Regions from separate parts of the Homo sapiens genome. Here regions 1 and 3 are each linked to region 2. A link is a loop called in an ENCODE intact Hi-C map of the cell type or tissue named here. Cell type or tissue: Caco-2. All regions are shown on one strand. Each heading gives the region's core, and the rest is flanking DNA. Links, peaks and the distances in the headings are about the cores only. Region 1 overlaps HECW1 (HECT, C2 and WW domain containing E3 ubiquitin protein ligase 1). Region 2 overlaps HECW1 (HECT, C2 and WW domain containing E3 ubiquitin protein ligase 1). Region 3 has its middle 4.0 kb from the start of HECW1.

Region 1 (5,676 bases), core at 1,260-3,759, 190 kb before region 2:
TCTGGCAGATAACAGTTAAGTCTCAAAGGCATTTGCTATCAGTAGGTGTGTTCCACAAACCCAGTTCTTCATTCTTTTTCGTCTTTCTCAACTTTTCCTTCACCTTCATACTTTTCATACTTGACATGAAAGCAAGACAGCATGTGGGTGCAATTTCAACTGAAGGAAGCCTCAGTTTGCATTCCTGGTAATTAAAAGTATCCTGAAGCTGCCACTCCAGTCTTAAAGAGCAAGATGTCAGAGACAATGCTTTATACTAGCTTACTGCATCATCTCTGACATGAATGGACCACTGTTTAAGCCTGATACTGTTTAAGGCTTTGTTTGCAGGTTAAAAACAAAATGACATCTTTACAATTTCAATAGAGAGGGCCTAGTTTTTCAACAAAATAATTCTCAAAAAATGCTTGTAAACATTTCTTTTTCTAAGATGCAGGCTTTTCAAGAATTATTATTGATGGGCATATATCAATTATGGAATCAGGGTAGGAATGCATACAGTGATTTATGAGACAGTTTATTCTCCAAGCAGCTTTTAGTTTTCTTATGGAACCTATCCTTGGAATGTGTTTAACTGAGGTCTCTATCCTTTTGAGAACTGTATGATGGGTGTGGACCAGTCTGCCAGAAAAATGTGTATCTATGTATAATTTGGGTACAGTGCCTGGAAAGTTCAAGGAACACTGACATCCTTGGTGAACATCGCAGGAGAGGGGCATACACTGGCCCTTGGTTAAAAACTCCTATTTTTGTGCCTAGGCTATTAAGAAGTTTAGACGATTTCCCATCCTTAAATGACACTCAAGCTTAACTTGTCTCTCGCCTCCAAATTCTAAATCTAGCTTTCCAAATACCTACTAGGAACAGGTTTCTTAAGATACTTAATTACTTTCCAGTCTCCTCATACAGTCTGAGCAGAAAAGTGTAAGGGGAGCGTCTCTAGCTGCCATTCTCCTTTCACTGTGGTTTAGGGGAGCTCATTGCATACTGATCACCAACCGCCTGTTGAGTTGCTCCATCTGCTGGATGGACCCCGATCTCCGCATGCCATCCGGGGTGGCTGCTGCCGTCGGACGCTGCCAGGTGGTTGTGCGGTTCACGTGGTCCACATAAAAGACCCGCCCGTGGCTGTCAATTCGAGCTTCCCAGTCTAGTGTTTAATAAAAAGGCAAAAAGAAAAATCAAGGACAAACTACTGACCCACGTGAAACACATACAACTTCCAAGTCTTCTGCAGGTAGAACTCACCATTGGTTCATGGCTGCAGGCCAGACCCTGCCCACAGCACCTGCCACCACGACTTCTGGGGCACTGGCATGAACTCGGGAGCTCAGAAAACAATTTAATGAACTTAGACTCTCTGCTGGGCCATATTAAACAGTAATTGTGGTTCCTTGATCAACACCTATGTTAAAATTCTAATACTTTCTTTTTTTTTTTCTTTTTGAGACAGAGTCTTGCTCTGTCACCCAGGCTGGAGTGCAGTGGTGCGATCTTGGCTCACTGCAACCTCCACCTCCTGGGTTCGAGCAATTCTCCTGACTCAGCCTTCCAAGTAGCTGGGATTACAGGTGCCTGCCACCAGGTCCGGCTAATTTTGGTATTTTTTAGTAGAGACAGGGTTTCACCATGTTGGCCATGGTTGGCAGGCTGGTCTCAAACTCCTGACCTCAGGTGATCTTCCCACCTCAGCCTTCCAAAGTGCTGAGATTACAGGCACGGGTCATCACACCCGTGATGGTGTGATGGTGTGACGAATACAAAAATTCTAATAATTTATAAAGAGAAAATCTACTGTTTAATGAATTTATTTCTTTAGAAATGTCCATCACCACTGTCACTCTTGTTGGCTACTCAAACGACAGCTGTGGAAGATTGGGGTATCCTCCAGTGCGAGCTGACACTGTGATGCTGGAGAATGCTTTCTTTGCTAAGTCTAACAGAGGGCGATTAGGTTCAGTGGAGAGAAGAATGGCCCTCAGATTAAAGCCAGTTTTAACTACTGTTCTAAAATCTTGGATGTGCGAATTTAGATGACCTCTGTCTTATACTTAGTAAACTTAATAGATTGCCTTTCCTTTTGAGTGGGTGAATGGAAGGAAATGATTGTTAGGGTTTCAAAACAGCGTTTTGATAAGTTGTTAATTAACAGTGTATATTCAACACGCAGCTGTCAAATATCTCTGGCCACCAAACGAAACCAGTAACTAGGAAGTACCCTTTTGTTGATAAATAACCATCACAAACTGTAGAGGGAGCCCGAGATAAAGAAAAGTTCCCTTGCTTCCCAAATTAAAAACAAAAGAAAACAAAAAAAAAGAAAACAAAAAGGTGGAAGCATGGATGATTCACTACATAATACAGGCAGGGGCTGAGCTGGGGTGAGGTGGGTGGAAAAGAGCTGGAAGCAATGTGTTCACGTCTGAGCGAAACATAGAAGAGCAATGCCTGCTGTACAGAGATGGGCAAAGCTTTTAGAGTCCACATATCACATTGTGGAAACAGCAGCAGTGTGATAAAGTTATGCTGAAAATGCACAAGACTAAAGAAGAAGAAGGAAAAGCAAAAGTGACTGCAAAAGGAGGAAAACCATCCAGCCTTTTCAGTGAGAAAAGCCATAGCTTTCGGGAGTAGGTCAGATACTAACAGTTTCATTGAAAACTTATCATTCAGGTAATGACATAGCAACTCTCATTTTTTTAAGGGAAAAAATATATTTGGCATATTTATGGTTTTATATGTACATAGTATATCTGTTTGTGGCATGATGGCTTATGCTTGACCTGATGGATTGTCAAATAATGCCCAGTAAAAACCAAAGTATCCCCAAACACCAAACTTAACTTATGAGACAAATTGAAGGAAAAATGTAGGCAGATTGTATAAATATGTCCTAGGAGATTTTGATTAAAATAGATCTAATGATTATCTAATGATAATCCAGCTGTCAAGTGTTAAGTGTAAATGGTAATTAGCTCATGGATGAAATTGTATATACATATGATTACTAGGTAATTAATCTTGATCTAGAAACTTAAAAATTTTAATGGATCCCAAACTAATATTAGTAAAAGCAGTAGGACAACTATTTTTCTTGAATCCAACATGACTGTCATCCAACAAAAAATGAGCATTAGTCTTTGAAGAGCATTGTGGAATTTAATTTGACTGAACAAACTGTGTAGCACTCACTCTGAACTAGAGACTGTGCCAGGTCCTGAGGACACAGAGATGAGTGACACATGACCCTGCCCTCCAGGAACCTACAGTAAAGAAAGGGGTCCTTCGCAGACAAAGGTTGGCTTTTATAAATTAAGGGAAAAAGCTAGAAAATGAAGCTGCAATAATGATAATTTATCATCACATGTTTCAATTCCTCATGGAAAAGTGTAGTAAGCCAAACAGCTGGGCTCTTTTGTCAATACATTAAATACCTGGAATGTATTGTGCTAATTATATACTCATATGTATTCAGAAAATAATAGCTAAGTGTAATCAGAAATTATGAACATGTTTTCTGGGTTGCTTTGTAAAGAATTTACTTTCACATATTTTATAACCAAAGGAAATAAATTTGAAATGGAACTTCAGGCATCAGCATGACTTGAAGGGCTCAGCACTGTGATGCCATGGGTTTGTCTAAAGAGCCACCTGAAAACAGTACCTTCACGATTCTGGGGCAAGTTATAGCAGTGCAGGTCAGGTCAATTCATTTGTGACCAAAGGATCTATTGCACACTAAATTATATGTTCTCCACAAAGTCCAAGAACAATATAGAACCTGATAATGTATCATATTTAGTTATTATATTAACAAAAACCTATACAACTGTGTATTTTGAACAATTTTAACAAATGTAATACTATTGCATAGTCTAGACCTTTCTCTTGAACTTCAGAGTCACACATTCAATTTCCTTCTTGACATTACTACCTGGATGACATCTCAAACACAGGATGATCGAAACCAAGTGTTGGATCCTTCCCATCAAAACCTGCTCTGCCTGCAGTCTTTCCTACCCAACTCAGTTGAAGACAACTCCATCTTTGTAGGTTGAAACTCTTAGGTCATTTTTGATACCTATCTTTCTCTCACATCCATATCCAATCTGTCATCAAATCTACCTTTAAAATATATGTCCAGAATCAGACCACTCCTCACCACCTCCACTGCTCCCACCCTGGCCCAAGCTACTATTGTTTGTCACCTGGGTTCCTGCATAAAGACATAATCTTATGTTGAATCTCATGCTTCTATCCTTCCTCTTCCCAATTTATTCCCTACACAGCAACTTGGGCAAACTTTTCAAAACCTGAGGCAGACAATGTCACTTCTCTGCTGAAAACTCTACAATGTCCTCCTTTCGTTCAGAGTAAAAGCCCTTAAGTGATTTACAAAGCCCTTAAATGGTTTACAAGGCCCTGCATGATCTGGGCCTTGCTAGTTCGCTAACCACATCACCTGCTGCCTTCTCCCTTCCTCAGTTTGCTCCAGATGCACTGGTCTCCTGTTCCTTAAACCCAGCAGGGTGTTTCCAACTCCCGACTGGCAGTGGCCATTCCCTGTGCCTGCAAAGCTCTTCCTGCCCAACACTTGCAGGGATAACTCTCCTAACCCTCAGGTGTTGTCTTCTCAATGAAGCCTATTCTCACCACTTGTTTTAAAACTGCAAACCAGCCACCCCCACACGAACTCAGAGATCCCTCACCCTGGTCTATTTTTGCTTTTCCATAGCATCTCCTATGCTAGGCCAGTCCCTGTTTAATTATTTTATTGTTTGCTAATCTGTCTTCCAGACTAGACTGTAAGCTCCATGAGGGCAGGAATCTTTGTTTTGCTTACCCACAATAGTACCTAGCACAGGGCAAACATTCAATAAATATTTGTTGAATGAATGAATATCAGCAATAAGGTAATTCTTGTACTATTTGAGATTATTTAACAATATTCAGTTGGTAGGATTCATTACCAATTTTTCTAAGGTCTTTCACTGTTATATGGATAGAAAACTGAAAGCTGTCTGGAGAAATTTGTTCTCATTATTGAAAGTGGCTTATATAAAGCAATTATTTTACAACGGATTTATGTACAATCATTTATAATATTTGCATGTATAACTAGTCATCTGTACTGCACAGATTCGAAGTAGATTCATGCATTGAAAGGTTATTTGTTGTGGGGAAAGCATCCCTTTCCTGGAGATAACATGTTATACATATTTTTCAAATAAATGTTACCTAGGAAGTATTTGTAGTGATGCTAAAATGTTACTCTTCATTTATAGAATGTCCATAAATCAGTGTATAAAGAAAGAAAGAAATCAGGCATCAAAAGTTCAAGGACATGATGTTTGGCTTTGCCCTTGAAAAACAAATATTGTGTTTCTTTAAATTAGTCCACATATAAAAGATGTTCTTTGATTTCTCACCAATAAATTACAGTTGAATAGGGAGAGGAGTGGTGTTCCTGTAAAGTACAGCACATTACCAAGAACAGATGAACTAAGAAATAAGCACTTCTCCTTTTGAAAACTGTAACTGCTTCATGTAAGCACAGGCAAAAGAATGTAAAGAAACACTGGGTCCTTGCATTCTGGAAAGATTTCGTAGTTGTAAAATCTATCAAATCTTAAATACTATCTTTGCTTGAAAAATAAGCAAAACCAAAACAGAGAT
Region 2 (5,676 bases), core at 2,177-4,676:
GCAGAGCTACCCTCCCGACCCATAGACTAGGACAATGAGCAAAACATGGTCACCTGTTTAAGCCACTAAAATATGAGGGTTGTTTGTTTCCATGATAGAAGCTAGTGCATCCTGACCTACTTTCTGTCCATTTTGTTTTCCTAATTTCTTGACTATATGAAAATATACTTTTGCATCCATATTATCAAGTTTTCACGGTAAATAAGAAAAAATGGAGGAGCAAATTCAGTATTCCAAGTCATCTAGACTAATTATCCTCAGATATTTTAGAAGGGGAAGCAGACTGCAAGAACTATTTCTCGACAATAGCAATTTTTTTTTTTTTTTTTTTTTAAACCGAGTCTCACTCTGTCGCCCGGGCTGGAGTGCAGTGGTGCGATCTCGGCTCACTGCAAGCTCCGCCTCCTGGGTTCACGCCATTCTCCTGCCTCAGCCACCGGAGTAACTGAGACTACAGGTGCCCGCCACCACACCTGGCTAATTTTTTGTATTTTTAGTAGAGACGGGGTTCACTGTGTTAGCCAGGATGGTCTTGGTCTCCTGACCTTGTGATCTGCCCGCCTTGGCCTCCCAAAGTGCTGAGATTACAGGCGTGAGCCACCGCGCCTGGCTGACAATAGTAATTATTTTTTACAAAAGACAGATGCTCTATTGAAGAAAAACAAACATAAAAGCAAAATGTAGAGATTTATGGCTAAAGTCAGTGTGGTATACATAGAAAATGGAATACTATTCAATCTTTAAAAGGAGTAAAATTCCGTTATTTGCAATAACCTGGATGAACGTGGAGGATGTTCAGGTTATATGTTAAGCAACATAGCCAGGCACAGAAAGACATATGCTGCATGATCTCACTTATATGTGGAATCTAAAAAAGTCAAATTCACAGAAGCAGAGAGTAGAATGGTAGTTACCAGAGGCTGGGGGAAGGGGGAGGGATGGGGAGATGTTGGTCAAAAGGTATAATGTTTCCGTCAGTTAGAATAAGTTTTAGAGATCTATTGCGAAGTATGGTGACTGTAGTTAATAATAAGGTGTTGCATATTTCAAAACTGCAAAAACAGTAGATTTTAAATGTTCTCACCACAAAAAATAACTATGTAAGGATGGATATATTAATTAGCTTGTCTGAATCATTCCACAATATAAACGTATATAAAAACATAACATTTCATCCCGCAAATATATATTTGTTGGGATAATCCCACAGTTATTATTTGTCAAGTAAAATTTTTAAAAATTAGAGATTTGTGCATTTTTATCATTACTTTGTGATTTGTGAATGGTAAATAATAAAATTAAGAGGTAAGGAGTGGAGAAACATGAACTTAAATAAAAACAATAATAATGCTAGAAAGAATACAACAAATCCTGCAGCCTCTTCTTCTTTCTCTTTCTTTGGTCCCCTCTCTCTCCCTCCCTCCCTTCCTTTTGTCTCCTTCCCACCTTCCTCCCTCCCTTCTTCTCTGTTTCCTAGTATTTCTCCTTATGTTTTCCTTCCTATTAACAGAGCTCAGGGCCAGGAGCAGTGGCTTATGCCTGTAATCCCAGCACTTTGGGAGGCTGAGGCGGGCGGATCACAAGGTCAGGAGTTCAAGACCAGCCTGGCCAATATGGTGAAACCCTGTCTCTACTGAAAATATAAAAATTAGCCGGCCATAGTGGCACACGCCTGTAGTCCCAGCTACTCGGGAGGCTGAGGCATGAGAATTGCTTGAAACTGGGAGGCGGAGGTTGTAGTGAGCCAAGATGGCACCATTGCACTCCAGCCTGAGTGACAGAGTGAGACTCCATCTCAAACAACAACAACAACAACAAACAGAGCTCAGATTATTTTAGCAATTCCATGGCTTGTTCTGCAGTGCTATGCTGACAGGAATATTTGTAATTTTCTTTAATTCTTTTGTGTTTAATAAGTTAATGAAAACCCCCATCTCTATGTCCTTAAGAGGCAAAAATCTTTGAAGTTTTGAAGCTTTTAGATGCTTCAATAAAATTCCTGTTTCCTCTCTGAGAAAAATAACAATTTTTCTCTCTTTAGAATGTGGAAATTGAACTGTATTCTTTTCATCGCACAGGTAAGTAATTGCGGAAAATGCAGATAAGAAGAAATTATGCAAAATCCTGCTAGCCATCATAACCACTCTTGTCATTTTGATATCAATTCTTTTAAATATAACTATTACATACAAATGTGTAGCCTTCTGTTTTCAACAGACATGTGATGTGACTGTTCATAAATGGGTGGAAGCGACCTCCTTGTACTCAGATCAAGCCATATATGTGTCATGTAAGAGTCTGAGGATGTGATTGAATGGCAGGAGGGCCTGGGGACTGGGAAGTAGGGAGAAGGTGGAAGTGCAAATGGACAAGGATAGTGGCCCAGGGCTGTATACTTTACTTATAGAACATCTCCGGTCTATTTATAGTAGCTATTCAGAGGAAGCAAAGGAGGAAATGGCATTTTAAATGGTAAAGTTATTATTTTTAATAGTTTGTTTCCCCCTAGGAATGCATGTTAACCTCATTACTGCATTGAAGACTCTTTGGAGGAGAAAACTACTTTTCATAGCTTAGTTTTTGTGAGGTAACTGCTAAGTAAGTAATTATAGATTCATTTGAAGGCATCATAACACCAGGGAAAGAACATAGTTTTAAAATCATGAAGACTGGGTCTGAATCTCATCTCTGCCTCCATAGCTATAGGGTCCTGGGAAAGCCCAGGACTTATCCCTGCAGCCTCAGTTTCATCATATGTGAAATAATATCATCAATACCTTGTAAGCTGCTGTGAATGTTAAATTAGATGAAATCTATAAAGTGGCTGATATACAGATATCATTCAATGAATTATAGCCATTGTTTTCTTTTTTCTTGTAGCCTCAATATTTATTGATTTCTTTAGGTTATACACACACACACACACACGCACACATACATATATATATATTTTTTGAGACAGTGTCTCATTCTGTCACCCAGGGTGGAGTGTAGTGGCGCAATCTCAGCTCACTGCAACCTCCATCTCCTGGGTTCAAGCAATTCTCATGCCTCAGCCTCCCAAGTAGCTGGGATTACAGGTGTGTTCCACCATGCTTGGCTAATTTTTGTGTTTTTAGTAGAGACGGGGTTTCACCATACTGTCCAGGCTGGTCTTGAACTCCTGGTCTCAAGTGATTCTCCTGCCTTGGCTTCACACAGAGCTGGGATTACAGGCATAAACCACTGCACTGGACCAGGTTTGTAATTTTTTACTGACTAATTTGGTTAAGCAAGAAATAAGTAACACTGAAAAATTAAAAAAAATAAAAAATAAAAAATAAAAAACAAAACAAAGCAAAAACCTGCCAGTTACTCTTTTGTTATGAGACAGAAGCACTCATTGATGGGCCCCTTACTGTCACAATAAAGATATGATTGATATGGCCAAAATTCAGCAACCACTGAAATCTGAATTTTCGCTTTGTCAGTAGCCACTTGGTAAATAACATCACTGTCACAGAACAAAACGCTTTCCAGTTTGTCCCCTGCTGGTGTGCTTATCCCGTGTGTTTAACTGAAGGTACCATGTAATTGGGGTGGAGTCCGTGCCACATGTTCCTGGAGTTCAGAGCTGCCCGGTCCTGTACCAGGGGCAGCCAGGTCACTCTGCACCAGCTGCATTTAACCCCCAAGGGTTTAAACTGCCTTGCACTTGGGGCAGAGCTTCCAAGGGCCACTAGGGGGCAGCAAACATGTGAGAAAGAGCAAATAGAAGAGAACAAATCCGACGAGGAAGACATGGAAGTCATACTCCTCAGGAAAAAGGTTCTGCCCTCTTCAAAGAACATGCTTGGGATGCTACTCACAGCACAGCAACAGAACTGGAGCTCTAGACATAAGGCTCCTGTTTAAGGGGAAAAAAAGGCAATTTCTTTACATCAAGACAAACTACTTTTCCTATGCCAATAATTTTCAAATATTCATCACTAGCCATAACTTCTCTTATCAGTTCCAGGTCCCTATGGCCACTTGAATGCCTCAGTCTCCTGCGACTCATCCTCATTATACTTCCTTGTAAGCAACCTAGTGCAGAGCCCAAGAACTTGTTCCCTGGAGCCACACTGTCTGGGTTCCAATCCTACTTCAGCATTTACCAATTAATGCTTTGGGCAAGTTAATTAATTTCTTAATTTCCTCATCTGTAAAACTGGGGCAAAAATTGTACCAACCTCTCACTCTTGTAAAAGAGGTTAATGTTTGCAAACTTTCTTAGAATAGTGCTTGGCACACAATAGGCACTATGTGAATGCTTGTTGAATAAAAATAAATAATTCTTGCTCCTTTTCACAGTTTCCTTCATCAGTAAATGGCACCTTCATCCACCCAACTAGATGAAACCTACAAGTCAGTCTTGATACCCCTGTGTCCCTCATCTCCCACATCCAAGCAATGACTAAGTCCTATGACTTCTATCTACTAAATCACTAAATCAACCTTACATCTGTCCACCTCTCTCCATCTTCACAGATACCATCAACTAGTCCAAGCCACCATCATTTCTCACCTGAGCCACTCCTATGGCCTCCTGGTATCTCCTCAGCTACTCTGGTGCCTCTCTACTTTATCCAGAATTTTTCAAACACAAATTTGCTGCTTCATGACAGCAGAAGTGATCTGCACAGCTTAAAACACTTGAAAATCTTATTTTTCTTAGAATGAAAACAATAATCCATATTGTGTCCTATAATGGCTAGTGTGGCTCATCTCTTTTCCTTGCTCCCTGTGTTGCACCTATCTTGCCACTTTTCGGTCTTTCCACGTGAAGTGTTTTCTTTTGCAATGGGGGCTTTGCATATACCAGGAACATCTTCCCTTCTCAGTGCCTACTTAACATCTCACGCTTCTGATCTTAGTTCAGATAGTTCTTTCTTCAGAAAGCCTGTCTTGATCCCTTAACCAGATTGTACCCTCTATTATCTGTCCTCAGAGCATGGTGTATACATCCTCCACAAATTCTTTCTCAACTGGGGATGCCTTTCCATTGCCTTTAGGCATTCATTGTTCTGATAAGAAGTCAGCCATAATTTTTTGTCATTATTCCTCTATATGCAACATATCATTTTTTCCTGTGGTTGCTTTTATATTTTCTTTATCTTTGGTTTTCAGAAGTTTGACTATGATGTGCCTGGGTGTGGTTTTATTTGTGTCTCTACTACTTAGAATTCACTGAGATTCTTGAATCTATAGATTGATATTTTCTCATTGTATCCCATATATTTCAGCTGTTATTTCTTTAAATATGTTTTCTGGCCCATTCTCTCTCTCATTATTCTAGGATTGCAACTACTCACATTTTAGGCCATTTAATAGGTCACTGATTGATGATGGGTAAAGTGTTTTTAAATATTTTTTTTCCCTGTGCTTTAGTTTGAATAATTTCTATTAACCATTCTTTAAGTTCACTAATCTTTTCTTTCAGTTTCTGTTCTGCTGTTAAGCCTATTCAATCCATTATTTACATCAGATGTTTATTTTTACTCTAGAATTTCATTTGTTTCTTTTTTATGGCTCCCATTTCTCTGTTGTAATCCCCCAACTATTTATTCATTCTGGCCATCTTTTTCTGAACATCCTTGAATATATTTACAGTAGATGTTTTAAAGTCTTTCTCTGCTAGTTCCAGTATCTGATCCA
Region 3 (5,676 bases), core at 1,559-4,058, 150 kb after region 2:
CCCTTCTCTTTCCGTATTCCACTTGGGGTGCCCAGTCCTTTCCTGACAGACCCTTTTCTTTGCCTGACAGCAGTCAGATCTTCTGGTCAGATGAGCTCAAAGCAGACCATTTTCAAACCTTAGCTAAGAATCCACACAGAAAGCTGTGCACACATTTCTCCGGATTTTACACTTGGATTAGTACCAACTCCTATATGAAGAAAACTCTCCGAGAATAGACTTGAACAGGCTGTGGCAGTAAACAGCAACAGCAACCAACCATGTGATGTTTCCAACCAGAGACTTGAAAGAAAACAAAAACTTTCACATAAACCAGCATCCATGGTTTCTAAATTAGCACAATGTCACCAAACCACAATAAAGGATAATTTTTTTACCTCAACTAATTGCCAGGATGTTCACCTCATTATTTTCAGTGAATCAGCATCAACTTGGCTCAGAGATGTTTGCTCTCTGTTCTATCCATCATGGAGATGACTTGACAAGTCCACATCTCTCATAGAGGTTATTGATGTAGCAATCCTTGTGGTGTGCTTTATCCTCCCCTGAGGAGTTGCTTTTTTTATACTGAAGACAAAAGATATTAAAATAGCAGTACACAAAGTTTCACATCCTGAGTAGATAAAGAAGCCTTGTAGAGCAGCTTCTACATGTCAGGTGCAATGGCAGCATATACAGACTCCTGTGTATTGTCCCCTTTTATTTTTATTATTTTTATTTTTTGTGAGGGGTCTCACTCCAATGCCCAGGGTGGAGTATAGTGGTGCAATCTCCATTCACTGCAACCTCCGCCTCCCAGGCTCAAGCAACTCTCCCCCCTCAGCCTCCCGAGTACCTGGGAGTACAGGTGTGTGCCACCATGCCTGGCTAATTTGTTTTTTGTATTTTTAGTGGAGATGGGGTTTTGCCAAGTTGCCCAGGCTGGTCTTGAACTCCTGAGCTCAAGCAATCCTCCTGCCTCAGCCCCCCAAAGTGCTAGGATTACAGACGTGAACCACCATGCCTGGCCTGTTTTGTTTGTTATTCCTAACAGTCCCCCTGTAGTCTGGGTAGCATGATCCTATTTTACAGAAGAAAGCAAAAAGGCTATGTTAGTTCTGTAATTTCCTTAAGTCTTGTTTCAAGCAGAAGACCTTGAATCTGGAGTTTACAGATGTCAGCTGCCCTAACCTTAAAGAGAAGAGTATTTGGTGGAGAAAGGAAAAGACATGGCATGAATCTTAAAGCCATCCTAGTAGTCATATTTATTAAGTTTCTAATGTACTCAAAATACTGTTATAAATAATAAGTCACAGTCCCAGTGCGTCCCTCCTAATACTAACCTTATATAATGGCGTAAAGTGAATGTTGAAGGTTTTGAGATGCATATACAAACACCTGTATTATCATAATGCCCATGCAACCGAATCTTCCACCTTTTGTAACTCGAGGCCCAGGAGGACCCAGGGAGGGGGTGACATGCCTGCTCACCTGCTCATCTCAGGCCACATGCAGATAAAGATTAGCAAACAGAGCACCATTCACAAATGGTCCCTACAATGCTGAGAAAACGATAACTTGAACCAATCCGGGGCTTTATCTTTGGGGATAGGCCTTCAACATAATGTCGGAAGTGAACGCACTATAACTAGGGGAGGAAAAAGACCGAGCTGTTGAAGCTATCTCACATAGTCTCTGCACAGGAGCAAATTGTAGCCAATAATACAAGATTGTCATTTGGACTTTCCTAATGACTAATGATGGTGAGCATCTACTTTTGTGCTTCTCTTCCATCCGTCTATCATTTGTAGTAAAGTGCTCAAAATTTTTGCTCATTTTTAAGTGGGTTGTTTGCTTTTATATTGTTCATTTTTGAGAGTTCTTTCTGTATTCTAGATACAATGTCTTTGTCAGATAAGTTTTCTGAATATTTCCTCCCCATGTGTGGCTTGTCTTTTCATTCTCTTAGTAGTTTCTGTCACAGAGTAAATGTCTTTAAAGTTGATGGAGTTCAATGTATCAACTTTTTCTTTCAGAGATCATGCTTTTGGTATATCTAAGAACTCTTTTGACTAACCAAGGTTACAAAGAGTTGTGTTTTGCTGATAAGTTTCAAGATTTTACATTTTACACTTAAGTATTTGGTTCATTTTGAATTCTTATTATTTTTTAGGTGTGAGCTATGGATGGTGACTTTTTTATTTGTTGGCTTGTTTTTGCACATGGGATGTCCAATTCTTCTAGCACCACTTATTGAAAAGATCCTTTCTTGATTGAATCGCTTTCGCAACTTTTCAATAATCGCTTGGTTAGATTTGTAGGGGTCTCTTTCTATATTCTCTGTTTTGTGCCTCTGATCTGTCTTTCTATTGTTTTACAAATAGTACACTATTTTGTAGATGTATACTGCCTTAAAATCAGGTAGTGTGAACCCTCCAATTCTGTCCTTTTTAAACATTATTTTGGCTATTTTCATTTCTTTGCCTTTTTATATGAATTTAGAAATGGTTGTCAATATCTACAAAAAAATTCCCACTGGGATTTTGATTGCAGTTGTGTTAAATTTATAGATGAATATCAGAAGAACTGACATTTTAACAATCTTCCAATTTCTGAATACCTTTCAACCCACAAACTTAGCATTTCTCTGCATTTGTTTAGGTTTCCTTTGATTTATTTCATCAGTAGTTGAAGTTTTCAGTATGCAAATTCTACACAGATTCTAAGAGTTTCCATGTAGATTCTAAGAGTTTCATTTTTTTGGTACTATTGTAAAAGGTATTGATTTTAATTTTGAATTTCACTTTGTATTAAAGTGTACCTGGGATTTGTTTTAATTAAGTATGCACATGCAGACATACAGACATGGAAATGCTTCTCATGAAGGGAGAAGTTTATACTCACAGAACCCTAGAAACAGGAGGCATGGCATACCGCGCAGGGCCACAGGGGGAGCTCCTGGGTCAATCAGGAGGCAGAAGCCTGGGAGAGCATGGCTCAGAGCCTCTATTTTGTATGCTGTGGTACGGAATGGCCAGGCAGGGCAGGCCAGTTTGAGCAAGTCTAGGATTTGATAGTTCCAATAATTTCAGTGGCTGTGGGCTACAGAGGTAGTCTCTAGTTGTCCTGTACTTGTCCCTGGGGAGACTTAGGGCAAGGGAAATTGGTTTGCTATGTGAGTTGGACAAAGGAGGTGGTTGTGGGCATGGACTCTGGATTGGTTGGTTTACATATGAATGGTGGGCTCTCAGACAAGTTGTTTGCCATCTCTAGGAATTAGCTAGCCCTGGGAGGGGCAGTTTCTTCCAAGCCTGCAAAGTCCCTAAGATGTCAAGGCACCACAAAATATGGAAAATAAAAAAACATAAAAACTCATTCACTGGTAGAATAGAAAAAAAATAATTAGTGTGTGTGTGTGTGTGTGTGTGTATTTTTTACGTATCCTGTGACCTTGCTGAACTCATTTATTCATTCTAGTAGCTTTTGTATAGATTTCTTGGAATTTTCAATGTAGATAATTATGTTGTCTGTGAATAGAGGATGTTTTATTCTTGCTTTCCAATCTGTATGCCTGTTGTTTCTTTTTTCTACCTTCTTTCACCAGCTATGCTTTCTATTTATTGCACGTATTTTTTATTTTATTAATTAAAAAATTTATTAATGAGCTTTTACTTTATGATAGGCAGTGTAAATATCAATCACACTAAACTTGTGGTCAAGTTAAACATGTAAGTACAATATGATACAGGTGCTGAGAGAGGGACATGTTATCAGTGTGAGAGGAGCAACCACTCTAATATGGCTAGGGAGGCTAGAAACGCCTCTATTAATAGAGCTTTGAATGAAGAACAGAAGTTTGTTGGGTGACCAAAAGACATCCGAAGAAGAAAGAAAAGCATACATGAAAAAGCAGAAGACAGAAAGAACAGAATGTACTTGGGAATGTACTTGGTGAAGAGTTCAATTTGACTGGAGCAAAGAGAGTGGTGTCAGAGAGAAGACTGGAAGCAAAGGTTTGAGACATACGTGATAGGCCAAACATGCCCTGCTCCAGCTGTTAGAATTCATTTGGCAAGTAATGGAGAACCCTAAAGATTTTTAAAGCCAGGAACGGAAACAACGAGATTTGTCATTTAAATATATAGCAAAAGCCATGTGTGGTGGCATGTACCTGTAGTTCTAGCTACTTGAGAGGCTGAGGTAGAAGGATCACTTGAGCCCAGGAGTTCAAGTCCAGCCTGGGCAACATCATGAGACCTTGTCTCTATTTTTTTTTAATTAAACATAAATAAATGAAAAACATATTGTGAAGCAAAATATACAGTGTATAAATTTTACAAATTATTATTTGTAATACTTTTAGATTATTAATATATGTTGATCAAAAATTAAAATTAAAAATTCAAAAAAGAGAGAGATGTTGATAACAAGTGTCAGATGAGGATGGCAGCTGGCTAATTTGCCCTCACCCACCTTTCCATCAAAATACTTATTAAAAAGCACGAGACTAAGAAAAGTGACACACAAGTATGAACTATGAATGCTTATCAACAATTTATCATATGCCAGAAAGTTTCTCACTAACCTAATCAAAGTGTGTTTAGGCATTAAAACACAGCCAGACCAAAAAAAAGAAAGAAATTAGAAACAAATGCCTTTAGAAAGGTGAAGCCTTCATTTAGGAACAGCAATAGAGGGTGATAATAAGAGTACAGACACAAGGCAAATCACCTGGGTTTGAAACTTCGATCAATTATTTACTTCTTTGTACTCTTCTGCAATTTATTTAAATTCAATTTCCTCATCTATAAAACTACTTATGAATATTTTTACCTTAAAAATTGTTGGCTGGGCGCAGTGGCTCACACCTGTAATCCCAGCACTTTGGGAGGCTGAGGCGGGCAGATCACGAGGTCAGGAGATCAAGACCATCCTGGCTAACACGGTGAAACCCCGTCTCTACTAAAAAATACAAAAAATTAGCTGGGCATGGTGGCAGGCGCCTGTAGTCCCAGCTACTGGGGAGGCTGAGGCAGGAGAATAGCGTGAACCCAGGAGGCAGAACTTGCAGTGAGCTGAGATCGTGCCACTGCACTCCGGCCTGGGCGACAGAACAAGACTCCATCTCAAAAAAAAAAAAAAAATTGTTGAGAGTCAAGTGAGATAACAAATGTAAAGTTTATAACGTTGTGATTAATACGTGGTAGCCTTCAGTATTCCTTAGCTCATTCCATCAGTAATGTTCTTTTCAAGTCCATTTGGAGATTTCAACAGGCTGTAATGTATATGACTAAGTTTAAAAGTGTTTTGAGGAAAGTGAGATATTGCAAATTTTTTTAAGTTTTACTCAAAAAATTTTTAAACCAAATTACACAAAAGTAAAGTGGGCAAAAGTTACTAAAAAACTTTGATGGATGATTTAAAATTTGCAATGAATGCATGAAAAATTCTTAAATAGCCCTATGACCCAATTAAGTGCAAATTAAATTGAGATACCTTTTTCCTCATTTTAGGACTTGTATTTCTCCTGGTAGGAAAGTAAATCATTCCAACATATCTGAAGTGTAATTTGCATTTATGTCAAGGATCTTTACACAGCTCCTGTGATTAAATGTAATGCATCAGTTAGTTATTGCTGCCTAACAAACCATCCCAAAACTTAGTTAACAACCATGTACTATTTCTCCTGAGTCTATA

What was found. Hi-C counts contacts between places; a loop is a spot of excess contacts. Peaks named below come from ENCODE experiments on the same cell type or tissue, not always from the same donor. Only the 100,000 strongest peaks of a DNase experiment are listed, where the experiment ranks them.
Region 1: it touches region 2 in a loop (2.4-fold over the local background); 3 of 110 quality-filtered maps call a loop at or near these places.
Region 3: it touches region 2 in a loop (6-fold over the local background); 9 of 110 quality-filtered maps call a loop at or near these places.

The regions. Positions count from the first base shown.
Region 1 is chr7:43,451,771-43,457,446 of GRCh38, reverse strand. It overlaps HECW1 (HECT, C2 and WW domain containing E3 ubiquitin protein ligase 1), which reads right to left. Exons shown (of 30, transcript NM_015052.5): 13 at 1,000-1,150. Among named protein-coding and RNA genes, the nearest start is that of LUARIS, 68 kb to the left of the region's middle. In Caco-2, for the core only: a CTCF peak has its summit at 2,260; no DNase peak of the experiment used is centred there.
Region 2 is chr7:43,259,500-43,265,175 of GRCh38, reverse strand. All of the region lies in intron 3 of HECW1 (HECT, C2 and WW domain containing E3 ubiquitin protein ligase 1), which reads right to left. Among named protein-coding and RNA genes, the nearest start is that of MIR3943, 110 kb to the right of the region's middle. In Caco-2, for the core only: a CTCF peak has its summit at 3,725 (motif pointing right); a DNase peak (open chromatin) is centred at 3,715.
Region 3 is chr7:43,105,844-43,111,519 of GRCh38, reverse strand. No RefSeq gene overlaps it. Among named protein-coding and RNA genes, the nearest start is that of HECW1, 4.0 kb to the left of the region's middle. RefSeq lists an enhancer at 3,119-3,633. In Caco-2, for the core only: a CTCF peak has its summit at 2,934; a DNase peak (open chromatin) is centred at 2,949.